Linked DNA regions of Mus musculus: region 1 is linked to region 2. A link is a loop called in an ENCODE intact Hi-C map of the cell type or tissue named here. Cell type or tissue: left cerebral cortex. All regions are shown on one strand. Each heading gives the region's core, and the rest is flanking DNA. Links, peaks and the distances in the headings are about the cores only.

What was found. A loop is a pair of places that touch in the nucleus more often than their neighbours do. Peaks named below come from ENCODE experiments on the same cell type or tissue, not always from the same donor. Only the 100,000 strongest peaks of a DNase experiment are listed, where the experiment ranks them.
Region 1: it touches region 2 in a loop (7-fold over the local background); 16 of 42 quality-filtered maps call a loop at or near these places.

What each region holds. Positions count from the first base shown.
Region 1 is chr14:49,169,872-49,172,782 of GRCm38, reverse strand. It overlaps Naa30 (N(alpha)-acetyltransferase 30, NatC catalytic subunit), which reads right to left and starts at 537. Exons shown (of 5, transcript NM_027492.2): 1 at 406-537; 2 at 1-167. The coding sequence starts at 166. In left cerebral cortex, for the core only: no CTCF peak of the experiment used is centred there; DNase peaks (open chromatin) are centred at 629, 1,153 and 1,400; H3K4me3 peaks cover 1,147 bases; H3K27ac peaks cover 809 bases.
Region 2 is chr14:49,064,226-49,067,082 of GRCm38, reverse strand. It overlaps Exoc5 (exocyst complex component 5), which reads left to right and starts at 416. Exons shown (of 18, transcript NM_207214.3): 1 at 416-957. The coding sequence starts at 931. Ap5m1 (adaptor-related protein complex 5, mu 1 subunit) reads right to left here and starts at 534. Exons shown (of 8, transcript NM_144535.5): 1 at 219-534. The coding sequence starts at 292. In left cerebral cortex, for the core only: no CTCF peak of the experiment used is centred there; DNase peaks (open chromatin) are centred at 608, 1,226 and 1,543; H3K4me3 peaks cover 2,089 bases; H3K27ac peaks cover 1,665 bases.

The DNA.
Region 1 (2,911 bases), core at 187-2,686, 110 kb before region 2:
CTGGGCTCCCGCAGCCGCCTTCGTGCTCCTCGTCGTCCTCCTCGTCCTCGCTGCAGCAAGCGAGCGCGGCCCCCGCCGGGAACGGGCAGCGGAGCTCCGCCGCCGCTGGGGCCGCAGGCGCTGGTGGTGGGAGGAGGCTGCTAGGCCCAGGCGGTACCTCCGCCATCCTAGAAGCGACACAGCCGAGAGAGGAGGCCATGAGAGGCGGCCGACCGGCGCCAGGCAGCGCGGACTGGCGGGCCGGGGGCGGCCGAGGCGGGGGGAACAAAGGCAGAAACCGTCCCTCACCGAGTGTCCCCAACGCCGCGCCGCCCCCACGCCGCCGCGCCGGCCACCGTCCCTGGCCGCCCGAGCCCCGCCGCCGGCCGTGTCACCGCCTCCCACCCGCCCCTCCTCGCGGCTCACCCCGCGCCGCTCCCCGCCGCCGTTTCCGCCGCTCCTCTCCCTCAGCCACCGCCGCGCCGCAGTCGCCTTCACCGCCGCGGCCGCTCCGCCGCCACCACCGCCACCGCTGTCGCCGCCGCTGCCGAGCCTCTCACCCGGCCGCCGCCGCCGCCGTAAAGCGCCTCGCCTGTTACCCCGGGTAAAGTTTCCTGGGCCAAGCTTTACGACACTTCCCTGCCTGCCGGCTGCCGGGCCAGAAAAGGGGGCGTGGAGGGAGGTGACCTGTGCAGGGGCGGGGCCCGAGGTGTCTCCGGAGGGCTTCCGGGAGGCCGCGTGCCGGGGGTGGGGCTCTAGCCTGGGGTTCCAGAGGTTCCTGCGGAACTCGCCCCGCAGCCTCCCCGGGTGGGCAGGGCTAGGTGCCCTGGGAGCTGCTGGCTGTTGACATCCAACCTCTAGTGCCTTTATGCAGCTGTACTGTTACAACTTTTGCTCTGACCTGGCGCGTGGGGCAGGGAGCGCCGGCTACAAAGGCAGCAAATCCCGGCCTGGACCGCGAATTAGAGGGAATTTAAAACATTGAGCTGTGAAGATAGCATTTTGCAATTTAAAAAAAAGAAGAAGAAGAACCTTTACCTACCCCGTTGGGACAAAAGAATGGCTAGTAGTCTTGTTGCCCCATTCCTCCACCCCAAAGATTGAAGGCATAAATGTGACAAACAGGTGCCGGACAACGAAAGGCAACAACTGGGGGAAGCGACAGAGATGGTGGCGGCTAACAAGCGTACTCCTGATTTGTGGTTGTAATTGTGTTAGGTTGGGAAGCACCTGGTAAGAGTTCACGGGATCCTCCCATGTGATATGCTAAGCAGGTGTAAAAACTTTGAGCGTGTGGGTTACCTCTGCTCTAATCCACAGCTGGTAGTTTTCTGCATATCTGATCTGAGAGTTGAGTAACTCACACGCATACTAATCAAGTTACTTATTAACTTGTAGGAGCTGAAGAGATGAGTCAGCAGTAAGGAACACTAGGGTTAGATTCCCAGCACCCAAATGGCAGTTCACAACTGTCTGTAATCCCAGGTCAAAGGGAGGCTACAGCCTTTTCTGGCCTCCAAGGGCATCAGGAATGTGCACAGATACGCCTACATACAGGCAAACACCCATAACAAGTTTAAAAAGAATAAAATGTGTTAGATAGCTTTTTTATTTATTTCAACTGATTTATAGAGCTAGTCAGGTATGCCCAAGATTCATGTTTTCAGAGATAGGCTTTTATGACAGGTGTTTGCAACTTTGTGCCATAATCTAAACTGAAAAAAAAAAAAAGTGAGCTGCAGTAGTCAGCACATGTCTGGAATCCAAGTACTCAGAAGGCAAAAGTAAAAAGCTATGGAATTCAAAGGAAGCCTGGGCTGCATAGCAAAACTGTTTCTAAAAATAAATACTAAGTAAAAATAAAAATAAATTTCAAGTGAGATTAACCTGCACTGTGGCATGGTTTGAGACACGAGGGTGACAATCCTTTTCACTAAGACTATTAAAGGACACCACCAGCTCAAACAGAGAGACTCAGCCTCTAAAGATGATAAAATGTGTAAGTATCTACCAAGTATTGTACAAAGTGCCCTCTATACACTACGACTTTTATGAGTTCGTGTCTTACAAAAGTACATTCCTGTATAAACAGGCATGAAAACACATATATATTTCAGTTTTCTCAGTAATATGGAAGAAATAATTAAGTAGCTATAAATTTGAGAATGACTAAATAAGCTACTTTGCTTTTTTTTTCTCTGTATGATGTGTGTGCCAACGTGTGTGCCTGTGTATGTTGGTGAGTGTGTGTGTGTGTGTGTGTGTGAACACACGTGTACAGGTATGTTCAGGCCTGAGGATGCTTGACACGGATGTTAGAAATCCTCCTCCATTGCTTATGTGCCTTGTTCTTTGAGGTGAGCTCTCGAAGTTGAACCTGAAGCTCCCCAGTAGAGCTAGTTTTTCAAAGCAGATTGCTCCAAAGATCCTTCTTTCCCACCTGCTCAAGCTGGAATTACACGATCCATCACACCCACCCAGCATTTACGTATGTTCTGAGGACTTTGAACTCAATAGAGTTCACTTGCATGGCAATTTAGCCATCTCACTGTCCTAGATTAAAATAAAGCCTACTACTGTTAAAGTATGCTATTGTTTTCAAAAACAGAAAGAAATATTGCTATTGGTTCTCTTGTAGCTCCTATGACTCCTCTGAAAATTACTCCCACAATTATTCACTATAAAATAACCATTTGTTATGTGTGCTACCTAGCCTTAACTTGACATAAGCTAGAGTTAAGAGAAAGGAGGGAACCTCCATTGAGAAAATGCCTCCTTAAAATCTGGCTGTAAGGTATTTTCTTAGTGATTGATGTGGGAGGGACCGGCCCATTGTGGGTAGTGCCATTCCTGGGCTGGTGGTCCTGGCATCTGAAAGAGAGCAAGCTGAGCAAGCCATGAGGAGCGAGCCAGTAAGCAGCACACCTCCATG
Region 2 (2,857 bases), core at 1-2,500:
AATAAAGATACAATAGCAGTAATACTAGAAAACATGTAGCATCATGTAACAAGCAACTCATTCCTTACAACAAAGTGAGATAAACGTAGAAAGCCTAAATTGCCCAAGGGCACCCTGCTAGCTGCTCCTGGGACAGCTGAGACTCAGCGCACCACAAAAACTCCTGCTTAGATTCATCCTTGGACCCATCATGCCTGAGGATCCAGACTTGCAATTACCTGGAGAATCTGACGGTGCCTCCAAGTGGAGTTCCTGGTTCGTGACGTATGAGCCACACTGCCCGCAGGGCCATGGTTAAGCCTCCCAAGTATCAGAGCGATGTAGAAACTAAGGTCGCCATCCAGCCAAAGTAGACCCCGCCTTCTAGATGGGCTGTACCAGGCAACGTCCGGGTTCTCCCTGAGCCGCAAGAGCTCACTGGAGATGCTCGCTCTTCCGGGTGAGGTGACTCAAGTCTCCCGGTCCCTTCAAGAGATTAAAACACTCCTCAGAAGGTCTTAAGAACCTACACCCGGAATCTCAAGGGACTGGAATACTCTTCTCGCCCACTTCCGGGACGGCGGCCCGCGAGGCTCAAGACGCGTCACCCTGTCGCAAACGAGCGCCTCCGCGGCCCGCTCGCCGCTCGCTCCTTTCGCCCGCCCCGCGAAGTCGGCCGGGCGCGCGCAGCCCCACTTCCGGCGTGCGAGGCGGTGACAATGGGAGCGGCGCGGGCGGCGCCGGGAGGCAGCTGACAGGCGTCTGCGGCTCCGCTTCATGGCTGCTCTCCCTCTCTGCCTTCGCTGTGTGAGGACCGGGGCAGCCAGCAGCGGTGCGCAGCCCGGGCCGGAGGCGGTAGGCCGAGCTGGGACTGGTGAGCGGCGCCGCTGAGGCGCAGCATGTGAAGCGGAGACGGCCTCGAGCGCGGGGCGAGCCTCTCAGCCGGCCGGCATGGCCACGACGGCCGAGCTCTTCGAGGTGGGTCCCGGGGCTCGGCGGGCGGCGGCGGCGGCGGCGGGGGAGGGGCGGGTGGCGGCGGGACGCTGGGCCGGCTCGGGTGGCAGGGCGGCCAGACGTCCCGGAGACCGGACGGGCAGTGGGCAGGGCTGACTCCGGAGCCCAGGGCCGGCGAGCCGGGTCTTGCTGTGCGGATCCTCGCGACGGTGCTACAGGGGGCATCTGAATGGAGACTCTGGGGGGCTCCTCGGTGCCGAGGTTCCGACAAGCTCAGAAGCGGCCCTGGGGTGCCTGCCGTCTTACCTTACAGTCGAAAAGGCTGGGAGGATTCTTTTAAGGACAATAAAGGCCTACTTAGCCTCAGCACGGAAGGGAAGCGACACATCTTACTGCATTTAATTGCTGTGGAACCCTCCGACTGCTAGTTAAAGGATCCTTGGGCTGTGAGAAGCTGTGGGAGCGTTCAGGTGCATTTTCTTGAGTGTTTCAATATTTAAACTTGACAGTTGGATTTTGTGGCGTGTCAGTGTCAGAAGCGGTGAGGTTTGAGATAATGGAATGGGGTTACAAGACAATGAAACAGTATCTTCTTGTGTGGAAAAAAATAGAAGTAGTCATATGAAGAAAAATGAGGAATACACCTTCTCCCCCGCTGGGGCGTGATTACTCCATAGCAGCAGAAGTGTAAGTTGTAGAGAACACTGCAGTTCACAGTTAAGAATGTCACCATAGGTGAAAATTGTATCCATTGAGCATCAGCGTGTTCTGTGGCGTGAATTTTAAATGCCATTGTTTCCATTAAAAAAAAAATCTAACTTTTCAGTTACTTTTTTTTGTTACTGAACGTTGACTTGCAGTCATTCCTAGCATAGATACTGCATTTGTTTAGAGAAATAGCATGCCTAAATTGTAAGTTGTAATGAAAGTGATTTGAGTAAAAGTTATAATTACACCTAGGAAAAATTTATTGCTGTTCCTCAGATGTAAATGTCTGGAGATATTATAACATTTGCTTCACCAGTCATAAAATTCTGCTCATTTACTGTGTATCCTTGGTCAAGATACTAGGTAATTCTGTAATTACTTGTTTCAATTTTTATATCTTACAGGCTTTGGGATCTTTAAATAATACTTTCATGACGAGCTACTTATTAACAGAAAAACAGTATATTATCCTACTGTTATAGTGAATTCTCTTTAACATCCACAATTTCCTCTTGGATGGAAAATTATATTTTCTTCTTTAGACGTATACCAAGATGTCTTCAGTAACTTATTCGAAAATGTGTTTTCTTTCTCAGGGATGAAGAAAGTGGGGGTGGGGGGAAGGGGTGAAGAAATTTGTATTTTGTTCTCTAAGTCTTGTCATTTAGTGGAGTTGTTAAAGTTGTTTAGCTTAGTGACAGCAGTTCTGTAGGAGAGAAACCCAATGATGATACAGTAATCGGAAGATTCGTAGAACACACAGGCATATTGATAGGTCTCATAACTGGAGTGATCCCAACTCTGTCATTTGTAGTTGTTGTTTCATCAAAATCAGAAACATAATAATAGTTACAATGAAGTAGTGCCAGTTATGCATAATTAAGTCTGTTTGTCCTTTCCTGTGAGTCTAACCCTGCACTAGGTTCTGCTTGTGAATAAACCTTCATTCTCCAAGTGAAAAGTTACCTTTTTTTTTTTCTAATAGAAAGGGAAGAAGGAAAAAGGCCCCCAGTGTCTGCTGCCATTTCCTGCAGCTACTGCTACAAATATGGGTTGCAGATTAAGTCAGGCTGTGTCTTTCTCTCCTACTTCCCATTCTAAGTCACAGCTGGAGAGCAAGGGAAACAGGGCAGGATGTAGTCAAGGATATTTTGTTTTTATGCATCCTGGTTTTCATGTACTTCTAAATAGAATTGGACTTCCATTTTCCACATCA